Linked DNA regions of Homo sapiens: region 2 is linked to region 1. Evidence: chromatin loops called from intact Hi-C (ENCODE). Cell type or tissue: Panc1. All regions are shown on one strand. Each heading gives the region's core, and the rest is flanking DNA. Links, peaks and the distances in the headings are about the cores only.

Region 1 (7,764 bases), core at 2,227-4,726:
TTGGGGCTTCGTGAAACCCCAGCTATGGGGATAAGGGACTGGCCAGCATTCCCAGCACGCCCCAGGGGCTGCTTAGAAGCAGGAAACTGTCCATGAGTTCTGGTTTTTTGTTCTGAGTGTGGAGGACACCTTCAGGAGGCTGGGGAGGGGCCCTGACATCAAGCCTGAGAGCTGACCCCTTTTCTAACTCTCTGGGACATGGTCCTGGCTCTTTCCCTCTTCTTGTTCACGCTTTAATGCCTTTTAATTCCTTGACTCACTGCTGAGCCCCTCTGCATTCCGGGTGGGGGAGATAAATGGGGAGCCCACCAGATGCAGCGTCTGCCCACAGGGAGTTCACTGCCCAGCAGGGGAGAAGGGGCATTCAAGTGCACCAGGGGAAAGGTCAGGGTTCATGAGGTTGTAGTTGTACTGGGGGTCAGGACAGGATCCCTAAAGAAGCCCCACTAAGTAGGGGGACCTGAAGAATGAGCAGGCCAGGAAGTGCATGGTGATTTAGGGGGGCAGTGGACTGGTGGGTTCTGGGCAGGGTGGCTTGGTGAGTCCAAGGAACCAAAAGAGGGCCATAGTGAGACCCCCTTCCCAAGAGCACCTGGGAGGGATTCCGGGGCAGGTGGCTGGATCGGACAGGTCCTTCTGCACTTCCCTCGCTTTGAACTTGTATCTAAGGGCACCAAGAAGACGCGATTAGACGTGTAAGCGTGACTTGAAAGGGGCCGGGTGACCTGCCTGGGGTTCCCTGGCACAGGGGGTGACCCATCCATCATCGACGCCTGGCAGGGAGGCTACCCTGTGCACCACATCCTGTTCCAGACCCCCATCTTCACAGCCCTGGCACTACGTGTAGCAGAGTCGGTCTCCCAGCCCAGTGCTCCCGTGACCCACATGTGGTACTTCTCCCTCCCGGCCTGCTGTGAGATTCTTATAAAATTGTCTCTGATTAATCACCCTGTACAGCTTTTAAAAGTTACTTTTATTACCCAAAACAACACTTCAGAAACTAAGCTGACGGTTGAATCATTGAAGGAGTCACAGCATTCTTTCATCCCAGAGAGAAAAAAGGTAATGAAGAAGAGGAGACTGTCCAGTGAAAACCACATGAGAGGCACCCAGCATCAATGCACCTCTCTCTGGTCAGCTGAGTCCTTGAACTCCTCGGCAGTTCCCCCTCAGGGAAGGTCAGCGGACAGGCTGTGTCCTGGCTTTAATTGTCAGTTTCTGAAACTCACCAGGCTGGGTAGTCAGACTTCTGACAGCCACTGTCTCTGCACCCCCGTGAGCTGCTGAGTTTACTGGCCATCCAGAGAGACTTCTGTGTTGAACCCACATTAACCTGGCTAATCCCATCTCTTCTGTGAAAACTTGAATACAACCTTTTGCAATAGGAAAACCGGCTGTCCTCAACTGGCTCAGAGGAAAACCATTAGCTTTTCAAGGTGAAAAGGAAATAGTGAAAAGCTGGGAGATGATGTCATAAACACTGATTTTTTTGTCATTAGTCAAATTGTCTAGAAATTGGCTGCTTGCTAAATTGGGAGTGGGATCGTTATTCTGGGAAGATGGGGGTTTTTTTCATGCTCAAGAAGATGGGTAAAATGGCAGTGATTTCCACAGCGAACCTGTGTTGGAGGGCTGCGACTAACAGGTGAGTAACATTCGGGACAAAATTCTGATTTACTGCTCAGCCGATGATTGCCAACTAGGCATGATGGGAAAAACTTGCGCTTGTGTGACTTCGAATGTCAGGTTGTTTGTGGTTGTCCTCTTGTGCTACTAGGATTTGCAAATAGGCAATGCAGTAGAGCTCGCAAATGGGGTCTGGAAGGGAATGTACAAAAATAACAATTGTTGTTTGGGTTGAGATTTGGCCTGGCGAGGTTGAGGATGGTCATCTCCTGCTCACTACACCTGACCCCTCCCGTTGTCTTTAAGGAAACAAAGTAAACTTCGGGAGAAAGAGGAGAAAGAGGCTGGGCACGGTGGCTCACACCTGTAATCCCAACACTTTGGGAGGCCGAGGCAGGTGGATCACTTGAGGTCAAGAGTTCCAGACCAGCCTGGCCAACATGGTGAATCCCCATCTTTACTAAAAATACAAAATTAACCAGGCCTGGCCTGTAATCCCAGCTACTTGGGAGGCTAAGGCAGGAGAATCGCTTGAGCCCAGGAGGTCGAAGTTGCAGTGAGCCGAGATTGCGCCATTGCACTCCAGCCTGGGCAACCAGAGCGAAACTCGGTTTAAAAAAATGATAATTAAAAAAAGAGGAGGAAGGGAGGTGGTGGCTAAAATTTGTAGAGCAGCTACAGGCAGTCACTGTACTAGGTTATTTCACTTTCTTAATCCTCAGGAAAACTCAGTGGAGTAAATGGTTTTGTTTCCATTTTATGATGAAACTAAAGCCAAGAGGATAATTAATGTGTCCGTGAACATAGCAAGTATCTGAAATACCACGCAGTAAATCTTGTGTGTGGCACTTAGGTCTGGATATTAACCGAGGGGAATTGGAGACACAAGGCACCGGCATGTTGATTTTAATTTTCTGCAAACTCTATTTCACATTCTGCATTTGAGGATGCCTGTGACTTGGACATCATTTTGACTCTCTAATATTCCTTTGAATTATAAGGGTCTTTTGAAACTTTGGAAATAGTTATTTTCATTGGCGGCAAATGGACCTGGTGTCAAACTAATGTGAACGTTGCCTGTCTGGCAGAAAATGTAAAAAAAGCTTTGCTTAATTAAGGTAACATTATTCTTGATAGTAGAAATATTAAAAATACATAATCCTACTTCGCTAACTAATCACATTTATGTATTCCCTCTTTCTGATTCTTGTTTGGTGTTCATGCATAACACATATATTGTGCTTATAGTAATAATAGTAATAGAATAGGGCTGCATGCCATCCTGTGTTTTCAGCGCTTTACAACCTTACAACCATAGGAGGGGAGGGACTCTTACTGTCTCTGTTTAACAGATCGGGAAACTGAGGAACCATGGGGTTTAGGGACTTGTGTGAGCTGGGAAGTGCAGAAGCCAGGAGTTAAGTCCAGGCTGTCTCAACCATGATACTGTTCTCCCCTACACGGGGGGCCAGGTCTCAATTCCAGGGTGAACAAGGTGCTTAACCGGGACCAGACTGGGGAGCAGGATGGGGCTGTGTTGTGGGAGGTAGGGAACCTGAGGTCGCAGATGACGTGTGAGGGTGGGCGGGAGGTTGCCAGGTGGGTAATCAGGAGGATGAGTTCAGACCTACAGCAGGAGCACTCCTTGGAGGATGAGGGGAAGGCCCTAACACCAAGAGGGTGTGGAGCTGCGGTCTCACCACTACACCCTGACACGTGGGCTCTCCATCTTCCCTGCCTGCTTGGAGTCTCCTGCAGCAGTCCTCGACCTTCCAGCCCTGCAGCTTCTGCAGCAGCCTTGCACTTCCCTAAGTGGTATTGGAGCTGCGCTCATTGCAATAAGGAATTATTCTCATGGCTCCATATCCGCGTCAGGTTACCTCCTTCCCGTGCCTCCCTGGCTCCCTGGGTTCTTGGTTCTTGGTGCTCACCTCTGCACAGACAGGTGTCACTGAAGCCCCTCACCCAGTGACCCAGTGATGCTGAGTCCCGCTTTGGGAGGTGTGGCACAGGGGCAGCCACAGTGGACCCTTGGTGGAGAGGATCAGAGCCAGGATCCCTGCCACCCTGAGTGGCGGATGCTGCAGAGACAACTCTTTATACCTGAGAAGCTTGCCCTCAGGTATCTGTACTTTGTGGGGCTTCTCTGATTGGCCATTGTGTGTTCATCTAAGAGTTAGTGCAGGACCGGAAGCTCCCACCCAGATGGTGAAGGCACCTGCTGGGTTTCCTGCCACCTGTGGAGAAGCCCGCTCCTTCCCTTGCTCAGGTGAGGGCGACCACACCCAGGTCCACCTGGTTCCACCAACCAGTCCGTAGCTGATGGAATGAAGGGAGCAGCTGGGCTGTAGCCAGGTAGTTAGGGATCTGGTCAGCTCGGTGGTAGCAATGATAATAGATGGAGTGTTCTAGGTTTTCCCCTTTGGAAATCTGAACTCTATTCAGGGAATATTTGTTAGTAGCAACATCAGTAGACTTATGAGGTGGGGACTGGGGGCTTGTGTTTCCATGAGGGGTTGCAGAAACACGGCCACCTGATGCCCAGTGAGTTTGTAGAACCGGATGGACCTTGGGGTGTTCTCCGTGTACCTTCTAAGGAGTCTTTAACTCAACAGAGTTGTTCTTTTTTTTTTTTTTTTTTCAAGTTGTTTACTCTTATTTTCTAGTTACCCTCTAGAATTATTGCATTGGGGCCAGGTGGTGTCTAGTACAGTTTTTTACTTTGGAGAATTTATTGAAATTTTCTTTGGCTGAGAATGCCTTCAGTGTTTGTGGTTATTCCTTGGATACTTGCAAATCGATTGTATTTTCTCTGGGACACGGGGTTTCAGATAGATCAGTTAAATGAAGCTTGATTATATCGTATTTCACGTCGCATGCCATGTGTCTTGTCTGTTGGACTGTCAGGTCTCAAGAGACGGGCTTGGGTTTCCCTGTGTGGCTGCTGCCTTGCCCCTTCCCCGATCCACACTCACGGCTTTTACCATATGTTTTAGTCGTTCTTTCGGCATAATTGGATGTTTCCGTTGCTTTGCAATTTTACCAGTAGAGAAATCCTGTGTGTGTGTATTTCATACTTTTCCTGATACCCTTTTATTGCCTCCCTTTCTAGGTCATTTCATTGTGGTTTTATTTTATGCAAACAGTGTGCAAGTGATTCTTTCTGCCAGTTTTCATATTTGGTGTTGTAACTCACACAGTTGATCACTGCCCTCTTCTTTGAAGATGCTGTCTTCTAGAGCTCTTTCTTCCTTTATGATTTGGAAGCGAGACCAGCCACCCTGGTTCCAGGCGACTTTGCTGTTAGCTTTAGAAAGGAGAGCATTCAAGCTAGTCTCAGCCCAGGGCTACTTCCCCCAGGGCGCCTCTTCCCCGTAGCCACAGGGGAGCTTTCATTTGAGAGGTTCTAATTTTGTGTTGTTGAAGTTGCCAGTCTTGTTAGGCAGACTGACAGCTTAGGCTATCTCACTTATTGGCTTTTTGCAGAATTTTGTGGGTGGTTTTGGTTTTGTACGTTCGGTGCTCTGATCTGCGGGTGGCTTTGGGGAACGGTAGAGTCTGGGTCTATGCTCCTTCCTCATGGTCAAGTCCCCTCCCCTGAAGTTTGGAAGTTGCATGTCATCACGTGCAGCCCTGGGACGTCCCAGTGTGTGCTGGCTCTGAGTAGGTGGCTCTGTGACCCTGGCCTCTGACTGGGAGGCCACCCTTGTTCCTCCTGCCCATTCATTCGTTGATTCTCTCAGCAGACACGCACAGGCTGCCTTCAGCGCCAGTTGTCGCCTTCCAGCTATTCCAAGGACTGAAAACACAGATCTGATCGTGCCTCTTCCTGGCCTGCAGACTTCCAAGGGCTTCGTGGTTGTACAGAATAAGCCTCCGCTTTTCCACACAGCACACGGAGCCTGGCAGGCTGGACTTGGAGGGTTTTATCCCGAGCCTGCTCCTGCCCTGCCTCCTCTGGTGGGCCCCTAGGATGCCTGTGGGTCCTCTCAGGGAAGCATGTGTGTACCCCAGCCTTTCCCTTACTGCCTCTGCCCAGTGGGACCTTCCTTCTCAGCTTTCAGGCTGAGACGCGTGCTTGCGCGCACACACACACCCCCTCTTTCTCTGTCTCTCTCACACACTCTCGCTGTCTCTCACACACACACTTACACACACTCTGTCACACACACACATTTGCATACACACACACTCCCTGTCTCTCACACACACACACTCTCACACACACTCCCACATACACACACTCGCTGTCTCACACACACACACTGTCACACACTCACAAATACACTTACTCACACACACTCATACACACACTCACACTGTCACTCACACACACTCACAAATACACTCACTCACACACACTCTCACACTCTTACACACACACTCTCACACTCACTCACACTCCCCCTTTGTTTCTAGAGCGCTTCTGCTTTAGTTGTAGCCGTATTGGTCAGAACTCAAAACATTTGGGAACGCTGATGCCGAAGGACTGGCCGGATGGAATCTTAAATGTAGAGAAGCCTTAACCCCTCTGTAAACCTTGGCGGGACTTCTCCTTTGTGCATCAGAATCAACTGTGAAGGTTAAAGATACTGCTCAGGTCCTTCCCCTAGAGATTCCATTGGCCTGGAACTGGGACCTCTGGCTTTTTAATTTTAAAAGCATCCTAGGTGACTCGATAGGCCCAACTGGGATTGAAAATGAGCAGTTTAGACAGTTACCTCCTTTGGAATACGTGTCTTGAGTGGTATCATTTCTGAGATCATGGTTTTACAAAACTTCGGGTGTGCATAACTCTTTTTATTGTAGGAATAATAAAAGCCTTTGTAGTCATTCCAAACATTACAGACACATAGAAAGTGAACAGTGAGTCACCCTCCTTTCCTGGAGCGCCTTCCCTCGGGGCGCCCGCCTTGCATTCCGCCGCTAATTCCAGCTAATTGGGGTGCACTCTTCAGCTGACTTCTGTTGCGTAGGTTTCCATGTCTGTATTCCCAGATGGGATTTATGTGTCGTTTTCTTTTTTGTTTATTAGCGCTGGGGATCAGGATCACTTTTTGCCTCGTAAAAGCAATTGGAGAGAGGGTTGACTTTTTTTTTTTAACTGCGTTGGAATTGTTCTGTAGGTTATCACGCCCAGATTGAAAGAAGGTAGATGTGGGGATGGCTGCAGCGTGAGTTACCGGACACAAATTTCTTCAGAGACTACATGAAGACAACAAAATAGGCTACTCATTATGGCCTTCCCCCACTGCCTTTAAAAAAATTCTAAAATTGTGGTAAAAGACATAATATAAATGTTATCATCCTAACCATCTGGAGCATACAGTTCAGTTGCCTTAGTGTTGTACAGCAGAATCTTCACACCTTTTTCATCTTGCAGAATGAAAATTCTGTACCCGTTTCCTCCTCCCCCAGCTCTTGGCACCCACCATTCCACTTTCTGTTGCTATGAATTTGATTACTACAGGTACCTCACGTAGGTGGAATCATACAATATTTGTCTTTTTGTGATTGGCATATTTCACTTAGCATAGTGTCTTCAAGGTTCATCCATGCTGTGGCCTATCATGTTACAGTTGAAGGCTGCATAATATTCCATTATATGTATATGTTATATTTTATTTATCCATTCATCTGTCCATGGACATTTGAGTTGTACCTCGTGGCTATTGCGAATAATGCTGCTGTGAACCTGGGTGTGCAGATATCTCTTTGAGACCCTGCTCTCAGCTCTTTTGGGTATATTCCCAGAGGTGGAATTGCTGGATTATATGGTAATTCTATTTTTAATTTTTTGAGGCACTTCCATATTGTTTTCCTTAGCAGTCACTCCATTTGGCATTTCCGTCGACAGTGTACAAGGGTTCCGGTTCCTTCACATCCTCACCAGCGTTTGTTATTTTCTGGTTTTTTGACAGTAGCTGTCTCAGCAGGTGTGTGGTGGTCTCCCACAGTGTTTTTGATTTGCATCTCTCTGATGACTCATGATGTTGGCCAGCTTCCCTTCTTTAAACTGCATTTATTAACTTAAATTTTCTGTAAAGTTTTCCTTTTTCTTTTTTTCTTTTCTTTTTTTTTGAGACGGAGTCTTGCTCTGTCGCTAGGCTGGAGTGCAATGGCGTGATTTTGGCTCAC
Region 2 (7,764 bases), core at 3,534-6,033, 130 kb after region 1:
ACCTAGGGAGAACATGCTGGCTTTCTATTTGATTTCAATCCAGTTCCTTGACAGGACAGCCATCTCTATCCCTTAGTCCAACTGCTGTCGAGAAAATGGCTGTCCCGAGCTCTGAAGTTCACATGTTATCATTTCAGCCACTGGAAGAAACTGCCCTTTTATTATTAGTCCTAGTCTCAAATTCCCAGATAAAAGGTTCTGACTGGCTCTCTTGGGGCCAGGTGCCATCTCCACTGTGGCCAGAAGACAGGATTATTTTACACACACATGGTCAGAGCTCTCCAGAGAGCAACAGCTTAGGGAGGTCATTTTGAGCGGAACAGATATCCCCAAATGTATTCTCTGTCTACCACAAAAGTCTTTAAAGCACCTTATACTCAGTTCCATACACTTATTAGAGAAATAGAATTAGCCAGATTTTTTTTTCAATAAAGGCATCTCTATATATTTTTTTCAACCATCACATTTTAGACGGACTTTCAACAACAGTAACTGAAACAAACATTTAGATTGGCTTTTATGTAACCATAAATTAAATTAACCAAAGAATCAACTCCCCAAACATTCTTAGAGTCAGAGTTTTATTTTATTATAAATCTAGATCTATGAAAGCAGAAACCATACTCTTCTAGATTGATAACAATTACTCACAATCCCTTAAGCTTTCTAAAATCATTTATTACTCTGATAAAAATAATTCAACTGGAGATGAACACGGTAGAACAACCTCTTAGTGCAAAGCCATTTTTTAAAATAGAGCAATACTGTTTCCTCTTAGAGACAAACACAATAGTAAATGCAAACATTAGCAGATTGTGGTAATTTATAACCTGAGTTATTGTCTGGGAGATTTGCTGTAACAAGTGGGTGACCCGCTAGAGGTCAGATGACAGTAACTTGAGCAGAGAGAAAACTGTGAGATTCAGAGCCAGGTATTAAGCATCAAAGGAAAGCTAAGAAACCAGGAACAGGAAAGGAGCCTCTTCTTCCCTTCTTTTGTACAAAAAACCCTCAGAGGAGGATTTTCCTTCTTGTAAGAGCATTTATGGAGCTGAGTCACAAATGCCACGCAGGTACATGCTGAATAAATAAATAGGTCCTCGAAGCATCTGCTTCCTAGATTTGGGATTTGTTGATTTAGTCCCACAGTTGTGCCTCCTGGTGATTTTTCATTAATCGAGAGCTCCAGAACCAAACGAACTTTGTATTCTTTTCAAAATATCAAAGTGGAAAGCGGGGTTTCTGGAAGCTCTTTGATTCTAAACCCATCTTCCTTCCCTTTCGGGGCATCCACTATTGAAGGAGGCAGACGGTCAGCCCAGGGAGGACAGGGCTGAAAAGCAAGGAGGAAGAGTCTCGAAGTTGCAGGCACCGTGTCACTAGCACATGTGGTGGAAGATGGTTTTGGGAAATAAGAGCTTTGGGCAACCTCAAGAGTGAACTCTGCCAGTGTTTTGGCAGTTAGGGATGTGGATGATATAAAATGAAATCACATTCCAAGCATACCATTTCTGGTGGAGAGTAAATATACTCAGTAAAGCCAGGTTCAAAGAGGAATCTGTATAATGTCCGAATGAAATATGAAGTAGTGGTGAAATATTTAAAGGTCAACTTGTGTGCACAACAAAATTTGTGTGAAGTTTTTCTCAGAAATCATGTAAGAAGTGAACTAAAAAGAATTCCAGTGAGATGCTGGAATTCCAATGAAAATGAATGGTGTGGGAGGCAGAATTCTAAGGTGGCCCAGGAGATGTCTGCCCCCAGGCGCACATATCGTGTGCAATCCCCCTGCATTTCACCTCGGAATTGAGGAACAGACACTCCTTAGGCTAGGCTTTGTTATACAACAAAGGTTAGTCATTCCTGTGATTATGTTTTGTCATATAAGACTCCAAGACCAGCCAGTTGGCCTTGAAGACCAACCAAACAGCTGTGCAGTGAGCTACCATGTCCTAAAAGGGCCATTTGGCTGGGACTTCAGGAACGCTCTAGGAGTTGAGAGTGACCCCCAGTTGACAGCCAGCAAGAAAACAGGGACTTCAGTGCTGCAGCCTCGTGGTACTGGATTCTGCCAACAACTACATGAGCTTTGAGGACCCAGAGGCTTACAAAAGAACCACAGCCCCTACAGTGACACCTTGAGTTCAGTCTGGTGACCCCCTGGACAGAGGACCCAGTTAACCTGTCTGGAGACTCCTGACTTACAGAAACTGTGAGATAATACATTTGTGCCGTTGCTGTATATTCTCATGTAGTAAAATAAAGACATAAATAAATTTATGTTGCTTTAAGCCACTGAGTTTGTGCCAATTTGTTATACAAGCATAGAAAACGAATGCAGATCATATCAGAATAGAAATCAGTATAGCTGACCTCAGTAAGAGTTTTAAAAAGAATTTTATGCATCTGTCATAGAATAAAGGATTGCTGGTATTGGGTTAAAAACTTGAGAACCCTGAATGCATCATTTAAAAGAACTAGCACTGTGCTGGGGGTCAAAGAACATGGCCGTGCCAGGCTAACGGAGACAAGTCACTTCATTGCTAAGCATGTTAGTGTTAGGCCCTGTTCAATGAGGAGATGCAGCAAAATTGCTCCTTAAGTTTCCTGTTAGTTTCAAAACACGATGCCAATAATTTCCAAGTTTGTCTCTTTCAATTACAAAAGCGATGAATATTAACGTTCATTTTCCCGTGTAAACCCTTGCAGTAGTCAGCCTCCTTGGTTTATTTTTTAAAAGGCCAAATTATGTGGTCTTGTCAGCGTCTCCACCTTGTCTTTTATCCCTCCATTCTCACTTACTCCAGCTAAGCCGACAGCTTTGCAGGGTTCTTTTTCTTGTGTAGGTGTGTGCACCTTTATGCACCTGTGTATCCACCAAGGGGCCCTGGCACATCACAAGTTAGTGGTCTGGGAAAAGTTCCCTAACCTCTTTGTGTCTCCCCTTTCTGGTGTATAAAATGGAGGTAATAATACCTTCCTGTCTTCTGTATAGGATCGTTCGTTCATTCAGCACACATTTTTTAAGGACCTACACTGCTGTCACCTACTCTTTAGGTGCTGGAGATGCAGCAACGAACATACTACACAAAATCACCTGCCCTGTGGAGCTCATATTCTATAGCAGATGGTCCATGAAGTCCTCTTTGAGGAGATGAAATGTGCGGCAAGATCTGAATGTAGGCAGGTAGGGGCCACACAGACCCCTGGGGTGACGACATCCAGGACAGGGACAGCACAAGCTTAGGCCAAGGCATGCTATAATCAGTGCCTCCAGCTTGCTGTGCAGCTCAGAGAAAGTCACTCTGCCCCTCTGAGCCACCTTTCTCTCATTTGTATGAGACAGTCAGTGATTTTCACCCTGGAGATTTGGACCTCTAGAAGGCCCGTCAAGAAAGTAATGCAGGCTGGGTGTGGTGCCTCACACCTGTAATTCTGGCATTTTGGGAGGCCAAGGTGGGAGGAAGGCTTTAGGTCAGGAATTCAAGACCAGTCTGGACAACATAGGGCGATCCCATCTCTACAAAAAAGAAAAAAAAATTAGCTAGGCATGTTGGCTTACCAGTAGTCCCAGCTACTCAGGAGGCCAAGGTGGGAGGATTGCTTTGCACCCAGGAGTTCGGGGTTGCAATGAGTTATGATCATGCCACTGCACTCTACCCTGGACGACAGAGCAAGGCCTTGTCTCACAAAAATAAACAGAGAGAGAGAGAGAGAAAGAGATGAAGGAAGGAAGGGAGTGGGGAGGGAAGGAAGGGAGTGAGGAGGGAAGGAAGGAAAGAAGCAAGATCAAGAAGGAAGTCTCGTTATACAAATAAAGACAGCCCAGTTTCAACATTTTAAATGTGACTTTTTTGTTGTTTTTGGATGGAATCATATCAACTCTCTAACACCAGTTATAATATAATGATCTTCAGCCATGCAGCTGAGGAATTAAAAATGGAGAAGTAATTATTTCAGAATAAGAACACATTTTAAATGGAGGCTCTTTTTTTCCTTTCCTATTTGTTTTTAAATTTCTATAGGTTTTAGGGGAACAGGTGATGTTTGGTTACATGAATAAGTTCTATAGCAGTGATTTCGGAGATTTTGGTGTGCCCATCACCCAAGCAGTGTATACTGTACTCCCTCACTCCCCCGACCCTTTCCCCCAAGTCCCCAAAGTCCGTTGTGTCATTCTTATGCCTTTGCATCCTCATAGCTTAGCTCCCACTTGTGAGTGTGAACATACAATGTTTGGTTTTCCATTCCTGAGTTACTTCACTTAGAATAATAGTCTCCAAATCCATCCAGGTAACTTCAAATGCCATTATTTTATTCCTTTTTATAACTGAGTAGTATTCTGTTATATATATATAATTTACAAAGCCAGAGAGCAGTTTCTTCTGCTCGCTGGTAGCTCCTGCCCTGTGTCTTTTGGTCACATTCCTCTTTAGGGTAGGTGGGTGTTTCTTGGTCTGGGAACTAAGTGCCTTCAGACAAAAGTGGTACCTTTGGCCCCATCAATTGCATTTGTAGATGAAGGGCCTCAGTTAAAGATGTGTTTTCAGGATATGGTGCTCTGCAGTGAGAGAGCAAAAGTTTTTCCTGAGGTTGGAAAATGATGACCCGCTGGAGCTGGGATATTATATATACATAATATATATATACCACAATTTCTTTATTCACTTGTTGGTTGATGGGCATTTGGGCTGGTAAGTGGAGGCTCTTTTTAAGTGGAGGCTCACATGCACAGGCTCCGTGGGAAAGAGAACTTGGGGACCATAGGGCCAAGGAGGTTTGGAGGCCTCCCAGCTCCAGCTGGTCATCATTTTTCAACCTCAGGAAAAACTTTTGCTCTCTCACTGCAGAACACCATATCCTGAAAACACGTCTTTAACCGAGGCCCTCCATCTACAAATGCAATTGATGGGGCCAAAGGTACCACTTTTGTCTGAAGGCGCTTAGTTCCCAGACCAAGAAACACCCATCTACCCTAAAGAGGAATGCCAACAAAAGACACAGGGCAGGAGCTATCAGCAAGCAGAAGAAACTGCTCCCTGGCTTTGTAAATTCTGATTTCTGCAGCTACTGGAGTCTGGGAAATAGCTTCTAAACGTCCTCCTACTCTGCCTCCCCCCTCTCTCGATGAAAGAGACTGAGGGTCCAACAAAGAAATGCCAGCATCATTCAAGGGAGTTGAAGCCCCCGTTAGCAAGGCAGTCTGCTCGGACTGGGAGCAGTGGCACACATTCTGTTCTCAGGGACGTTGCTGCCTGAATTCACGTTTCCTGGAGGATGCTACGGGCTGAGTCCTCTAGCCAGGAACGGGATGCTTCATCTGGAAGTTTTTAGGAGCCCTTCCTCTCAATAGGATGTTATTGTACCAGAGAATTGCCTCAAGCCAGTGCTCTCTCTTGGAACTGTTTTCTATTTTTTTCAACTTTGTTTTACACTGGACTGGCACACAGGGAGGCAAAGATCTCATCAAGGCACTTCCAGTGACTTTAAACAGCCACACAATATGGGCCCCAGTTTCAGCTGCTGCTTTGGCCCTTGGCGACGGAGGATAACGTTTAAGCCAATATACGCTGAAGTTTGGGCTTTGCTCATAAGTGTTTCTATTTAAGGGAAGGGGATGTGGATGATGCCAACAGTTACGGATGGAAAAGGAAGATTATACACCAGGAAAACTCATTTCCAAGGAAGCAGCCTGTGCACGTGGCTTCCCGGGCTGCGGCTGGGTTCTGAGTGCGGGCAGCAGCTGGGGAGGGCACACCACTGACCTGCCAACCCCAGGGACAAATGTGCTCCTGCCCAGAGCAAATCTGTAGCTCCTTCGATTTCTTTACTTGGATTATCGGAATCAAATGCACTTGCTTTTCTTTCTCCCTCTCCTTCTTTCTTAAAATGCTTTTCCAAAGACATTTGTCTTCCACGAACCACTGTCTGCTATTTGTACCACTGGACTTTTTAGTCTCTTGCTAATTTTTTCTTTCTTTAACATCCTATGAATGATTCATGTCTTGGGTGCCCAGTCCTCCCAAACAGCACACATTGGTATAAATGAAATGTGAGAGTAACAGCCAAGTACTCATGCGCTCCTGGTTCTGAGGCCCTGTACTTTGCAGCTAGAGTCCCTTTCCCCGTGTACAAGCAGGTATTTTAACCCCAGTATTTCTGCTAAGTCAACCGGCCTCCAGAGATATTAGGACATTAAGACTTTGTCTAGTCCCACAGCTAGTTGGAAATACGGGGTGAAATCTTCTTCCAAGCAACATTTCTAAAGGGGTGCTCCATAGACCACCTGCATCGGAATTCTCAGGGGTCCTAATGAAGCCCGGGAATTTGCATTTTCAATAAATTTGCTAGATGATTTAAAAACAAAGTTTGAGTCCCTGTCTGTATCAGTCTGTTCTCACATTGCTATAAAGACATACTTGCCACTGGGTAATTTATATAAAAGAGTTTTAATTGGCTCATCGTTCTGCAGGCTGTACAGGCTTCTGCTTCTGGGGAGGCCTCAGGAAACTTACAATCATGGCGGAAGGCGAAGGTGAAGGAAGCATGCCTTACATGGCAGGAGCAAGAGGAAGAGAGAGCAAAGGGGAAGGTGCTACACACTTTCAAACAGACAGACCTCGTGAGAACTCTATTGCGAGGCAGCACTGGGGGGATGGTGCTGCAACATGAGAAACCATCCCCATGATCCAATCACCTCCCACCAGGCCCCACCTGCAACACTCAGGATCACAATTCAACATGAGATTTGGGTGGGGACACAGAGCCAAACCATACCCGCATCCTAATGTCTATGAAACAATTAAACAACACACACACACACCAGAAGCTGTAATTTTTGTGTAAGTGAACAGCTTCCAACTCAAAATAGCAGTCAGAGTGGGTGGGTAGGTGGTCATTGATATGAGAAATGGATAATTGCCATGCAGTAAAAGGCATTTAAAAAACAAAATTTTTTGTAAAAGGCAAAACATGCTCATGGAGTAAGTATCAGGATACAAAAGAGAAAACAGTGACAAGCAGTCTGCCTGCCCCACTCTTGCCTAGGGACCCTTCCTCCCTCCCCAGAGGCCACTACAACTGATAGACTCTGTTTAGGAGAAAAGACTTGAAAATTGGGGAAAACCTTACAGGCCGAGTTCAACTTGGAAGTGGTATTTTTATCATGTAAAGACAATGAGGTCCATAAAATCTTCCCCCAGCCCACTTGCAGGCAGACTCACACCCCTCCCCCATCAACAAGATGTTCTCACCCTCACCCTTATACCTAGGACCTGTGAATGGGTACCATTCTGTGGCAAAAGGGAATGTGCAAATGAGGTTAAGATTATGGATTTGTGGCCTGGCGCCAGTGGCTCCTGCTTGTAATCCCAACACTTTGGGAGGCCAAGGCGGGAGAGTCATTTGGGGTCAGGAGTTTGAGACCAGCCTGATCAACATGAAGAAACCCCGTCTCTATTAAAATACAAAAAAAATTAGCCAGGCACAGTGGCTGGCACCTGTAGTCCCAGCTACTCAGGAGGCTGAGGCAGGAGAATCGCTTGAACCTGGAAGGCAGAGGTTGCAGTGAACTGAGATTGCGGCACTACACTCCAGCCTGGGAGACAGAGCAAGACTCCGTCTCAAAAGAAAATATATGTGATTTTAAAATAGAGAGATCTTCCTGGCTTATACGGGTGAGCCCAATCTAATCACATGAGCCCTTGTAGGAGACAAAACATAATTTCTTTTCTATCCTTTCCCTTTTTCTGGGTTCTTAGTTGA

The links. A loop is a pair of places that touch in the nucleus more often than their neighbours do. Peaks named below come from ENCODE experiments on the same cell type or tissue, not always from the same donor. Only the 100,000 strongest peaks of a DNase experiment are listed, where the experiment ranks them.
Region 2: it touches region 1 in a loop (5-fold over the local background); 13 of 110 quality-filtered maps call a loop at or near these places.

The regions. Positions count from the first base shown.
Region 1 is chr2:234,964,129-234,971,892 of GRCh38, forward strand. The region is part of intron 1 of SH3BP4 (SH3 domain binding protein 4); the gene reads left to right. Among named protein-coding and RNA genes, the nearest start is that of SH3BP4, 16 kb to the left of the region's middle. RefSeq lists an enhancer at 687-1,249. In Panc1, for the core only: no CTCF peak of the experiment used is centred there; no DNase peak of the experiment used is centred there; H3K4me3 peaks cover 944 bases; H3K27ac peaks cover 2,500 bases.
Region 2 is chr2:235,097,481-235,105,244 of GRCh38, forward strand. No RefSeq gene overlaps it. Among named protein-coding and RNA genes, the nearest start is that of SH3BP4, 150 kb to the left of the region's middle. In Panc1, for the core only: no CTCF peak of the experiment used is centred there; no DNase peak of the experiment used is centred there; H3K27ac peaks cover 1,041 bases.